Regions from separate parts of the Homo sapiens genome. Here region 1 is linked to region 2. A link is a contact called in ENCODE Hi-C data. All regions are on one chromosome and are shown on one strand. The core of a region is the stretch at or near the end of the contact, and the rest is flanking DNA. Distances in the headings are between cores, read along the strand shown.

What was found. Hi-C counts contacts between places; a loop is a spot of excess contacts on that map. Pooled maps may share reads with other maps.
Region 1: a loop to region 2 is called in a pooled map, with 4 times the contacts of the local background. The contact joins two enhancer-like sites. A Hi-C loop is called at or near these places in 2 of 50 pooled maps.

The regions. Positions count from the first base shown.
Region 1 is chr16:75,589,730-75,595,235 of GRCh38, reverse strand. No RefSeq gene overlaps it. Among named protein-coding and RNA genes, the nearest start is that of GABARAPL2, 26 kb to the right of the region's middle. RefSeq lists enhancers at 149-1,145, 1,146-2,143. Within about 2 kb of position 3,940, at least 17 of the 41 ENCODE cell types and tissues checked have a DNase peak (open chromatin) inside an H3K27ac peak, as active enhancers do.
Region 2 is chr16:75,220,551-75,226,432 of GRCh38, reverse strand. It overlaps CTRB1 (chymotrypsinogen B1), which reads right to left. Exons shown (of 7, transcript NM_001906.6): 2 at 3,562-3,665; 3 at 3,385-3,464; 4 at 3,214-3,292; 5 at 2,805-2,985; 6 at 2,245-2,378; 7 at 1,509-1,728. The coding sequence ends at 1,567. It overlaps LOC100506281 (a long non-coding RNA gene), which reads right to left and starts at 50. Exons shown (of 5, transcript NR_109777.1): 1 at 31-50. Within about 2 kb of position 4,017, at least 4 of the 41 ENCODE cell types and tissues checked have a DNase peak (open chromatin) inside an H3K27ac peak, as active enhancers do.

The sequences.
Region 1 (5,506 bases), core at 2,691-5,190, 370 kb before region 2:
AAATACATTTTCTTTTTTGAACTTGTTATGGAAATTTTTAGTCACAAATATAGACTAGCACAGTGGACTCCCTGAACCACCACTCAAACTTAGCAAACGTCAGCTTTATTGCTGCTCTTGTTTGATCTATTGCCTCGTCCCCGCCAATATTTTTTTCTTTGACCATTTAAAGCAAATCCTAACCATCGTATTTCACCCAACAGAATTAATATCCTTAATATCTAATATGTAGTCTGCTCAGTTTTCCCATGTTGTCTCAAAAATGTATTTTGACTGTTTATTTGTTCAAATTAAGATCTAAATAAGAGCCACACTGTGCATTTGATTGATGGGGTCTTTTGTCTCTTTAAATCTGTAACAGTTACCCTTTTTTCTGTGTTGAAAGGTGGGTTTTTTGTCCTGTAGAATTTCCCACATTTTGTATTTCACTGCTCATTTCCTCCCAGTGTTGTTTAAAGGTTCCTGTCTCCCCAGTATTTCCTAAAAATGTGCAGTTACACAAAGAGCCTTGATTAGATTCAGGTGCGGTTGATCTGACATAAGTACTTCCTGAGTGACTCTGCATCTTTGTTTTGCATCATATGGAGAGGAACGTGACATCTGGTGGTTCCACACGCTGTGACTGAGCAATGGGGTCTGTGGTGTCAGTCTGGTCTTTTCCATTATAAAGTACCCCACTAACCTTCCACCTGATGGTTCTAGCAGCCGTGTCAGGGGTCCCTGAGACCACCCTCATGCTTGATGATTCACAAGATAGATTCACAGAACTCTGAAAAGCTGCTATACACATCATTCCTGTTTATTTTAGTGAAAGGATACAGATTAAAATCAGCAAACGGAGAAGGTGCGTGAGCGAAGTCCAGCAGAAAACAAGCACAAGCTTCCAGTTGTACCCTCAATATGAACCGTGCGTGTTTGATTCTTTGACATGGGAGGGGCCTTGCTCACTCGGTGGAGAGATTGTTCCTCCCAAGGCTAGCCAATTCCTGGAGAGAGTAAATGACTCACCTATGACTGCTCCTTTCATATGTAAACCAACCAATCTGGAGCCCATACCCCAATCTCTCCTTTACAGGACGTCTCATACTCTGAGCCAATATCCCATACTCTGGGATATCCACCTGCCCTAATCACCGCAGGGCCAGGTACCAGAAAGCTAGGGACAGCCCCTAGGCCCCACAGCCTGCTGAAATTATTCGAACTCGCCAGTCTGTTTACTCGGCCTTGCCCCTTCCTTCCCATGGAGATCACAAGGCTCTTACTCCACTTGATCCCATCGTTCCCTCTACCTCCTCACTGACCCTGGGCTTCCAGTGTGGCTCCCTGTGGCGTGCCATGCCCCTTTTGGAATCTGTAAGTACAACAAGCTTTCTTGTCAATGGCAGTCACCTGATCTATTGCCCTCACCATACTTGAATAATAATAAAACCTATATTTTATATTTTTTTATCTTACTTTTTTGGAGACGGGTGTCTTGCTGTGTTGCCCAGGCTAGTCTCGAATGCTTGAGCTCAAATGATCTTCCCACCTTGGCCTTCCATAGTGCTGGGATTACAGGCATGAGCCACCACGTCGGGCCACCTAAAACCTATATTTTAAAACACTCCCCCAGTGGTGTCGCACAGACAGCACTTAATCCTCCCAGCAATGATGTATGGCAGTATGTGCCAGTTGTTGCCAATTATAGAAGCTCGCTGAGCCTTGGATGCTGCTAACGTCGCATGATGCACAGGACAACTGCCCTGTCCCCACCCCCACTCCCCACAAATAATTATCTGGCTCAAAATGTCAGTCATGCTGAGGTTAAGAAACCCTGCTTCTAACAATTGTCTTTTAAGTCACTTGAAATAGTTCCTCTCTAGTTATTGCTCCAAATCTGTACATAATTTTACTTTCAGTTTTTAGGGATACCTTTTAAAAAATTATGTAAAATGTTTGTATGATTCCAAAGTTGAAACTAGTTTTGTTTTGTTTTTTATTTTTTTATTTTATTTTATTTATTTATTTATTTTTTGAGACAGAGTCTTGCTCTGTCACCCAGGCTAGAGTGCAGTGGTGCGATCACGACTCACTGCAAGCTCCGTCTCCTGGGTTCACGCCATTCTCCTGCCTCAGCCTCCTGAGTAGCTGGGACTACAGGCGCCCACCACCATGCCCAGCTAATTTTTTGTATTTTTAGTAGAGACGGTGTTTCACCGTGTTAGCCAGGATGGTCTCGATCTCCTGACCTCATGATCCGCCCGCCTCGGCCTCCCAAAGTGCTGGGATTACAGGCGTGAGCCACTGCGCCCGGCCCCCTTGTTTGTTTTTTAAAAAATAGAGACGGGGTCTCACTATGATGGCCAGATTGGTCTTTAATTCCTGGCCTCAAACGATCCTCCCATCTTGGCCTCCCAGAGTGCTAGGATTACAGGCATGAGCTACCACACCTGGCTAGAACTAGTTTTCTTTGAAGAAAGGTACACTCAGAGAGGTCTTTCATCCTTGTCCCCTCCCTGGTTTTTTCTTCACTCTAGCAGTAGTCATAAATCCATATCATATATACAACAATTTGTATTTTTGCCACTGTATCTTTTGGATAGTCTTAGAAGTGGGATTGTTGGGTCAAAGATTAAATAAACATATAATTTTGCTTGATTTAAATATATCTTCTAAGTTCTGTTTCTAAATACAGTGAATCCAAAGAAAGCAAAGCACAGAACAGCATTACAACCATGCCATTTATATTAAAAAAGCATGAAAGAGGCCGGGCGCAGTGGCTCATGCCTGTAATCCCAGCACTTTGGGAGACTGAGGCAGGCGGATCACCTGAGGTTGGGAGTTCAGGAGCAGCCTGGCCAACATGGAGAAACCTCGTCTCTACTAAAAATTAAAAATTAGCCGGGCGTAGTGGTGCATGCCTATAATCCCAGCTACTCGGGAGGCTGTCAGGAGAATCGCTTGAACCCGAGAGGCGGAGGTTGTGGTGAGCCAAGATCAGGCCATTGCACTCCAGGCTGGGCAACAAGAGCAAAACTCCGTTTCAAAAAAAAAAAAGGCATGAAAGATATGTAACTGTTTAGCTTGTATATACTAAAGTATCTCTGAATCGACTTACAAGAAACCAGTCATCGAACAGGAAAAAGGATGGCTGGGGTCCAAGGAGTGGGAGGGAGACTTTTTACTGAATACCTTTTAAAAAAAATTTTTTTTTTAATTATTATACTTTAAGTTTTAGGGTACATGTGCACATTGTGCAGGTTAGTTACATATGTATACATGTGCCATGCTGGTGCGCTGCACCCACTAACTCGTCATCTAGCATTAGGTATATCTCCCAATGCTATCCCTCCCCCCTCCCCCCACCCCACAACAGGCCCCAGAGTGTGATGTTCCCCTTCCTGTGTCCATGTGTTCTCATTGTTCAGTTCCCACCTATGAGTGAGAATATGCTGTGTTTGGTTTTACCCTTTTAAAATTTTGAACCATGTTAATTATATTTTTTAAATAAATTTTTTAAATGAAATAAAAATTAGTGGAAAAAGATTTCTCTATCTTAAACTGCATTAACACCAGAAAACACGTAGAGGCAATGTTGCATAGGGAAGAGGAACCTCACAAGCTGCTTTAGGCAGCTGAATTCCGCAGAATTACTGTCTTCTGGAATTTGGCTCTTTCAGGGAAGTTTAAACTTTCAGCATTGCTGTTTATTCTGTGCCCATAAGTGGGTTCTAATGTTATGACTGTGTTGCATAATTTGTATTTTCTTCATAATTTTCAAAACTTGGCTTGATTTAAATAATTGTATAGGTTTCATGTAGTCATTTCTGCATAGGGTTAAACGCCTTGTTTTATGGAGTTGATCAGCGCCAAGCATGAGCTCACTGTCTGGGGAAACAAGGCTGCTATGGAGATAATGACCAACCCTGGCTGCCAGTGCCTCTGGTCGGAAGAAATGCAAGCCCTGTCTGATTTGGTAGTGTCTGTGGCTGGGGGAAAGCTGCCTCCACCTGGACCTTGGCAAGACTTTTTGGATTTAAGACAGTGTTCTGAGCAAGCCTTAGCCAAAATTTTCCAGCTCCTAAAACCCACTTCCCTTGCTGGCTAGTTAAATGGCTTAGGACAGTGTTATCTTTTCAACTGCCACTGCCTCCTGAGATGGTGTCTGGGAAAGCCAGAGGAGCTGTTAAAATGAGTCCCACCGCAGCAGAAAAGCTATTGAAACCAGGAGACAGCTTCCAACTGGAAAAATACTTAGTATCTAAGTGCTTACTTTCAAGAGCTCAAGCAGCTCTTCCCATAGGCGGCTATCCCGAAGGAATGGTTGAATACAGAAACAGCCAAGGAGGCAGATATTTTAGACAAAGTACATTTATTTTCCAGAAAGAGTAGTTTTTTTAATACCCCATATTGAAGAATTGTTGACCTTCACATCCTATAAATGTGAATCCTTTTAAACTTAAACGTGTCTGTACTGGGGCTGAGACTGACTTGCTGTAACACCATCCAGATGAATCCAAAACAAATCTTTATACCTATGGTCCAAAAGTGGTAGGAAAATTCTGTAAAGATTTAAGGGCTTCAGGCAAAGTTGTTTGAATTCAATTTTTATTTCTTAAAACTGGGGACCCAAAATGAATCAAAAGGGATAGATGTCAGATGAGTGGTTATTGCCTGATGTGGTGGGGGATGGGGAGCAGGCGGTTGAGTTAGAAAGAGGCACAGGAGCACCCTCTGGGAGATGGAAACATCCTGTGTTTTGATTGGAGCGTTGATTATATTGGTGTAAACATTTGTCGAAATTAAGTCTACACGTTAATGTTCGTGTACTTTACGTAATTATACCTCAAATTTAAAATGCAAAAAAACAAAAACATAGCCCTTATTACTTTGTGTAGTAGAATAAAACTGGGCCTAGATACTCAAGCAATTGTGTCCTAGTACCAGTTCTGCCACTAACTTCTATGTGTATGTGGGGAAAGTATGTAACCTCTACTTATAACTTCTCATCTGTCCTACCAAATTAGATCCTCGCATTTAGGATGCTCAGTTTTTTTCAACTGTTAGGTAGGATTCTCATAAAAATTATTAATTGGATAGATAATACAAAGAGAAATTTTCTCTAGGAAACTGCCCATTGTTGATGTGACTACATATGGCCTCAGTCATGTTGGTGACAAGGGAGGGATGAAAATAACTTTTTTGTTTTTTAGACAGAGTTTCACTCTTGTTGTCCAGGCTGGAGTACACCGGCGTGATCTGGGCTTACCACAACCTCCACCTCCTGGGTTCAAGCGATTCTCCTGCCTCAGCCTCCCGAGTACCTGGGATTACAGGCATGTGCCACCATGCCCGGCTAATTTTGTATTTTTAGTAGAGATGGGGTTTCTCCATGAAGGTCAGGCTGGTCTCGAACTCTCGACCTCAGGTGATCCTCCCGCCTCTGCCTGCCAAAGTGCTGGGATTACAGGCATGAGCCACCGCACCCGGCCTGAAAATAAATTTTGTCTCAATCGACTAACCTGGG
Region 2 (5,882 bases), core at 2,768-5,267:
CCAGGGTCCCCCCCACCACATGGGCAGGACCTCTCTGATCTGCAGGGACACCTGCCAGGCCTCGGAGCTGGAGTTGGCATCCTCCCCAGAACAGCCGGCAGTTGATGGTGTCCTGAGGTGCCACTGCAGTGCCCTCAGCCCCCTCCCCTGACCGTTGTGTACCCAAGGGAGTGTCTGTCCCCTTCTGAGCCCAGGGTGCTGGGACATGGTGGCTGTATCTCCTTGGGTCCCTGTGCTCTTGAGGACTCTGAGTCAGTGGCTGGGGTGGATTGGGGTGTGGGGCCCGGGGGCACATAAACCCAGGAGGCCGCCCAAGTCCAGAGGGTGCAGGGGCTGGGGGTGAGGGGTGGGCAAAAGGCGTGGATGCAGGAGCCCCTCAGGAGGCAGAATCGTAGGGTGTGGAGGGTCTGAGGGTGCGGGGGCTAAGGAAGGGAGGAAACAGATGCCCCAAGCACGGCCGAGGGGGTGGGGGTAGCGGCCAGAGGGGCGGGGGCCAGCTGGCAGGGTGTGAGGAGGAAGGGGAGGACGATCTGGCCACGGAGGATGTGGTGCCTTGATGAAACATGGCACGGCGGGCTTTTTGCTTCTGGGCATTTGGGGCTGGGGATGGGCATGTTTGACCTGGGGCTCCCGGCCTGCCTGAGCCTCGAACTTTTAAGAGTCATTGCCATAGGGCTGGGCGCGGTGGCTCAGGCCTGTAATCGCAGCACTTTGGGAGGCCAAGGCGGGCGGATGACGAGGTCAGGAGATCGAGACCATCCTGGTTAACACGGTGAAACCCCGTCTCTACTAAAAAAATACAAAACAATTAGCCGGGCATGGTGGCGGGCGCCTGTAGTCCCAGCTACTTGGAAGGTGAGATCGCACCACTGCACCCCAGCCTGGGCGACAGAGTGAGACTCTGTCTCAAAAAAAAAAAAAAAAAAGTCACTGCCAGGGGGAAGCCAGTGATCCAGAGAAAGGCCATGGGATGTCAGAGGGTCCCCATACTGTCCCCTGAGCCCACCAATCACGGCCCACCTCGACACCACCCACCTCATCACCAGTCCTTGCGTTGATAACGCTCCTGGCTCCAGCGTATGTCTGGCAGCCCTAGGAGTGGCCGTGGGAAGATTCCTTGGAGCCACAGGTCTGTGGGGCCAGAGTGAGCTCATCCCCCCACAGCCCCCACGCTGCCCACGCCCTCCTGCAGGGCCCAGAGCAAGAGAGCAAGGGTGGGTGGCAAGAACCTGTCGCCTGGGGGCAGGTGCTGAGGATGGGGGCCAAGGTCCACCCGGTCCCCACCAGCCAGATCCCCCGTCTGTCTCTGCACCCCTTTTCATCTGCCCGTGTGTTCCTGGCCACTCTCTGGGAAGCAGGAGCCTGAGTGGTGGGAGAGGGGACTAAGGAAGGGTCCTCCCAGAGGCCGCCCATGCCTAGCCCAGCCCAGTCCAGCCCAGTGGGGGCCCAGGTTCCGGAGTGGAGTGAGGCCTTGGAGGCCCCAAAACAGAAGACGGACAGCGCCGACGTGTGTTCCATGGGTTTACTGAGGCTCTGTGGGGAGCAGGGTCGGAGGGAGCCGCGGGCTCAGTTGGCAGCCAGGATCTTCTGCACCCAAGGTATGAGCTTGGTGACACGGGCGTACACGCCAGGGCTGGAGGTGGAGCAGGTGTCGCTGCCCCAGGACACAATGCCCACCAGGGTCCAGGCTCCATCCTTTTGGCAGACCAGGGGGCCGCCAGAGTCGCCCTGTGGGAGAGGGAGAAGGGGGCTTGGATCTGGCAGCCGAGACAGACTGGTCCCAGGGGCCACTGGACATTGTTCCCAGAGTCCAGTCCAGGACCCCACACACAGCAAAGGCTCAGCATGTGCTGTTGCGTGGGTTATGAAAGACCCTAGTAGCTGCTTATGTGGTTCATGCCCCTGGAAGCCTGAGCCAGCCCTGGAATGGGACCCTTTAATGGCAGCTCAGTAAAGCTGGTTTGACCAATAGGAGGAAGAGCATGGTGGGGCTGGCCAAGGGGTCCGTGTGAGGGAGGGAGGGCTGCTGGAGCCCGCTGTCCTGCTGGGATCCACGGTCCAGATTGTGCACTGCACAACTCCAAGAGCCATTGGCTCTGACATTGGCCATGGAATTTTGCAACAAGGCGACTCTGACACCCAGGAAGGAGTGGGGTTAGTAGATGAGAGCAGAGAGGGGTGGAAAGCCCAGACCTCCCCTGCACCCCGCTCGCCTGGCCAGGGCCTGGGCAGGGCCAGCCTCACCATGCAGGAGGAGACGCCACTGGCCCCGGCACAGATCATCACGTCGGTGATCCTCCTGCCCCAGGACTTCTTGCATTCGGCATTGGACAGGAGGGGCAGGGCTGCCTGCTGCAGCTTGTCAGGGGTCTTGTTGGCTGCAGGACAGGAGGAGGGTCAGGGCCCCTGGGCTCACTCAGCCAAGAGTGGAGGGAGAGACCCGGGGCCGACACGCCTGCCCTACCCTGCACCATCACCACGATGTTGGGTACGGCCCCTGGAGCCTCAGAAGCGCCTGTGGGACAAGGGGGCCTCGGCCCTGCCCGGGTGGGAGCCCCACGCTGCGACTCCAGGCAGGTCAGCCAGGGCAGGGCTCACCCGGCCGGGCGCTGCTCAGAAGCTCCCTGTGCAGGCTCCTCATGATCCGACCTGGATTTTATTTGCATTTGGGGGATTTTAAATTCAGAAGATTTTCAATAACGAACGGGCAGTTAGGAGCGTGTTGGAATTTAGAGCCAAACGGTCACGGGGGGACTCCACGGCCAGGCAGCCCAGACCCCAGAGGCAGCCCCGCGGCCCCTCACCGTTGTACTTGGTCTTGCCCCAGCCTGTGGTGGCACACAGTGTCCCCGCGGGGAAGTCGTCGTCGGCGCTGGGCAGGCACACGGCGGACACTGTCTGGGAGAAGCGGGCAGGTGTGGCCAGCTTCAGCAGGGTGATGTCATTGTTCACGGTCAGAATGCTGAACTTGGGGTTCTTGAAGACCTGGGGGTGGGGGCCAGAGTGCCGGGGTGAGGCCCTGGGAGGAGGCAGGACCTGCAGGCTTCGAGGACAGACTCCTTCCCTGGTGCCCGTTAAGGAGCAGTCCATCCCCAGGGCCGGAATGGGAATCTCGAGGCCGGCCCGGCCCCACTGGGCGCCTGTCCCTGAAGCAGCCGAGGGGTCTCCCCCCGTGCCCACGGCCCTGCCCTCTGCTGCACGGGGCCTGGGTACCTTGGCGATCTTCAGGACCTGGATGTTCTCCTCGTCAGAGCCCTGGTCAAACTCCCCAGCCACGACCACGTCGGAGGTCCTGGGCAGAGCGTTGTGGGTGAGAGAACATGCCCTGCTCCCCTCCCACCCGACCGGTGCTGGAAGCGGAGCCCAAGGCTGCCCGGTCCTCACCTGACCCCGCAGTGGGCAGCGGTGACCACCCAGTCCTCGCTGATGAGGGAGCCCCCGCAGAAGTGGAAGCCGGTTTTGTCCTGTGAGCAAGATGGGGAGGGTCAGCACCTCCCACCCGGGGGCACCCCCAGCCTGGCCCCTACCCAGGGTGCCCCCCACCTTGCAGAACCCCCTCACCTGCAGGGACACCTGCCAGGGCCAGGAGCCGGGGACGGCGTCCTCCCCATTCACGATCCTGGACAGGCCGCTGAGCACAGGGTGGATGGCGGGGACCCCGCAGCCTGGGGGGGAGTGGGGTGAATAAGGGCTGAGGCCCCAAACCCACCTGGGCCTCACCTGCCTGCGTGCAGCTCTCCCGGTTCTACCCCAGTCCACTGAAGCCAGCTCAGGACCTCCCTGGCACATGCCGCCTCCGCCTCCCTGGTCCCCAAGTCTCTAGGCTCAAACGTTCCCAACTCTCGGCCTGCTGGCTCCAGTCATCCTTCCAGGATGCAGAGCGTCATGTCTCCTCCTACCTGGGGCCTGTCCAGCCTGAAGAAGCAGAAAACAGGCCGGGCTGTAAGACTGCCTGGGCTCAGCCTCGAGGACACACTTTCCTTGCCGTGTGACCCTAGACCGGGCAGGGCAGCACTCAGGCCTTGGTGTCCTCAGCTATAAAAAGGGCAGCAGAACCACGTGAGCTCCACTGGCCCACGTGCCTTTGTTAGACTGGTGGCGAGAGGGGAAGTGGGAAGAAAATCTGATAACCCCAAGTCCACCAGGAATCTGGGGCTCTGACAATTTGCAGACGGGAGAGTGAAATGGCACCGTGGACCCTGGGTGGGCAGGTTGAATTCCACAATTTCAGGAAACATTGTGTAAAGTTTGGGTTTCTCTTTTTTTTTTTTCCAGTTAGGGTCTTGCTCTGTCACCCTGGCTGGAGTGCCGTGGTGTCATCATGGCCCACTGCAACCTCAAATTCCTTTTTTTTTTTTTTTTTTTTTTCTTTTTGAGACAGTCTTGCTCTGTTGCCCAGGCTGGAGTACAGTGGCACAATCTTGGCTCACTGCAAGCTCCGCCTCCTGGGTTCACGCCATTCTCCTGCCTCAGCCTCCCGAGTAGCTGGGACTACAGGTGCCCGCCACCAAGCCCAGCTAATTTTTGTATTTTTAGTAGAGACGGGGTTTCACCGTGTTAGCCAGGATGGTCTCGATCTCCTGACCTTGTGATCCACCCGCCTCGGCCTCCCAAAGTGCTGGGATTACAGGCGTGAGCCACCGTGCCCAGCCTTGCAACCTCAAATTCCCGGGCTGAAGCAATCCTATTGCCTTGATCTCCCAACATGCTGAGATCACAGGCATGAGCCCCCATATATCCGGTCTTGGTTTCTTATTTAATAAAACTGGACTTTGGCCAGCACAGTGGCTCACGCCTGTAATCCTAACACTTTGAGAGGCCAAGCGGGGTGGATCACCTGAGGTTGGGAATTTAAGACCAGCCTGGCCAACATAGTAAAACCCCATCTCTACTAAAAATACAAAAATTAGCCGGGCATGGTGGCACAGGCCTACAATCCCAGCTACTTGGGAGGCTGAGGCAGGAGAATCGCTTGAACCTGGGGGACAGAGGTTGCAGTAAGCTGAGATCGTGCCACTGCACTCCAGCCTGGGTGACAGAGCCAAACTCCATCTCAAGAAAAAATCAAAACAAACACAGCTGGACTTTACTTCCACACCATAAAATGGCACATTGGAAGCAGAAAACAAAACAATGAAAATAGTCAGGTGTTCCACACACGCCCACCATGCCTCTGCTATGTCAGGACCAGATTCTCGACTCCTGTGCGCGGGCCAACCCAACAAACTGGGCTTTACATTTGAGCACACCCGCGTCCCTCAGACCAGCTGTCCCCTTCTGGGGTCATATTCGCCTGCTTACAAGGCAGCCCCTGCGTCTCCTGCCCACAGGAACACAGGCAGGCAAGGTGCCTCCCTGACGTTTCAGAGCATCAAAAACTGGTATTGTAATAGCAAAAAAATGAGAAAGAGCACGTTGGAAGGCCGAGGCAGGTGGATCACAAGGTCAGGAGTTCAAGACCAGCCTGGCCAATATGATGAAACCCTGTCTCTACTAAAAATACAAAAATTAGCTGGGGTGGTGGCTCATGCCTGTAGTTCCAGCTACTCAGGAGGCTGAGGCAGGAGAAATGCTTGAACCTGGGAGGTGGAGGTTGCAGTGAGCCGAAATCATGCCACTGCACTCCAGCCAGGGCGACAAGTGTGAAACTCCATCTAAAAAAATAAATAAATAAATAAGAGAACTAGATGGTGGCATACTCACACAACAGAGCACGCATTATAAAAATGCAGGTGAATGAGCTGAAACTCCACGTCAACATGCAGGAAGTGAGAAGATTTGAGTAGGGAAAAAGCACATTGTTGTAGAATGGAGGTAGAATGGAGTATTAGTTACATCAGCCAGGCACAGTGGCTCACACCTGTAATCCAGCACCCTGGGAG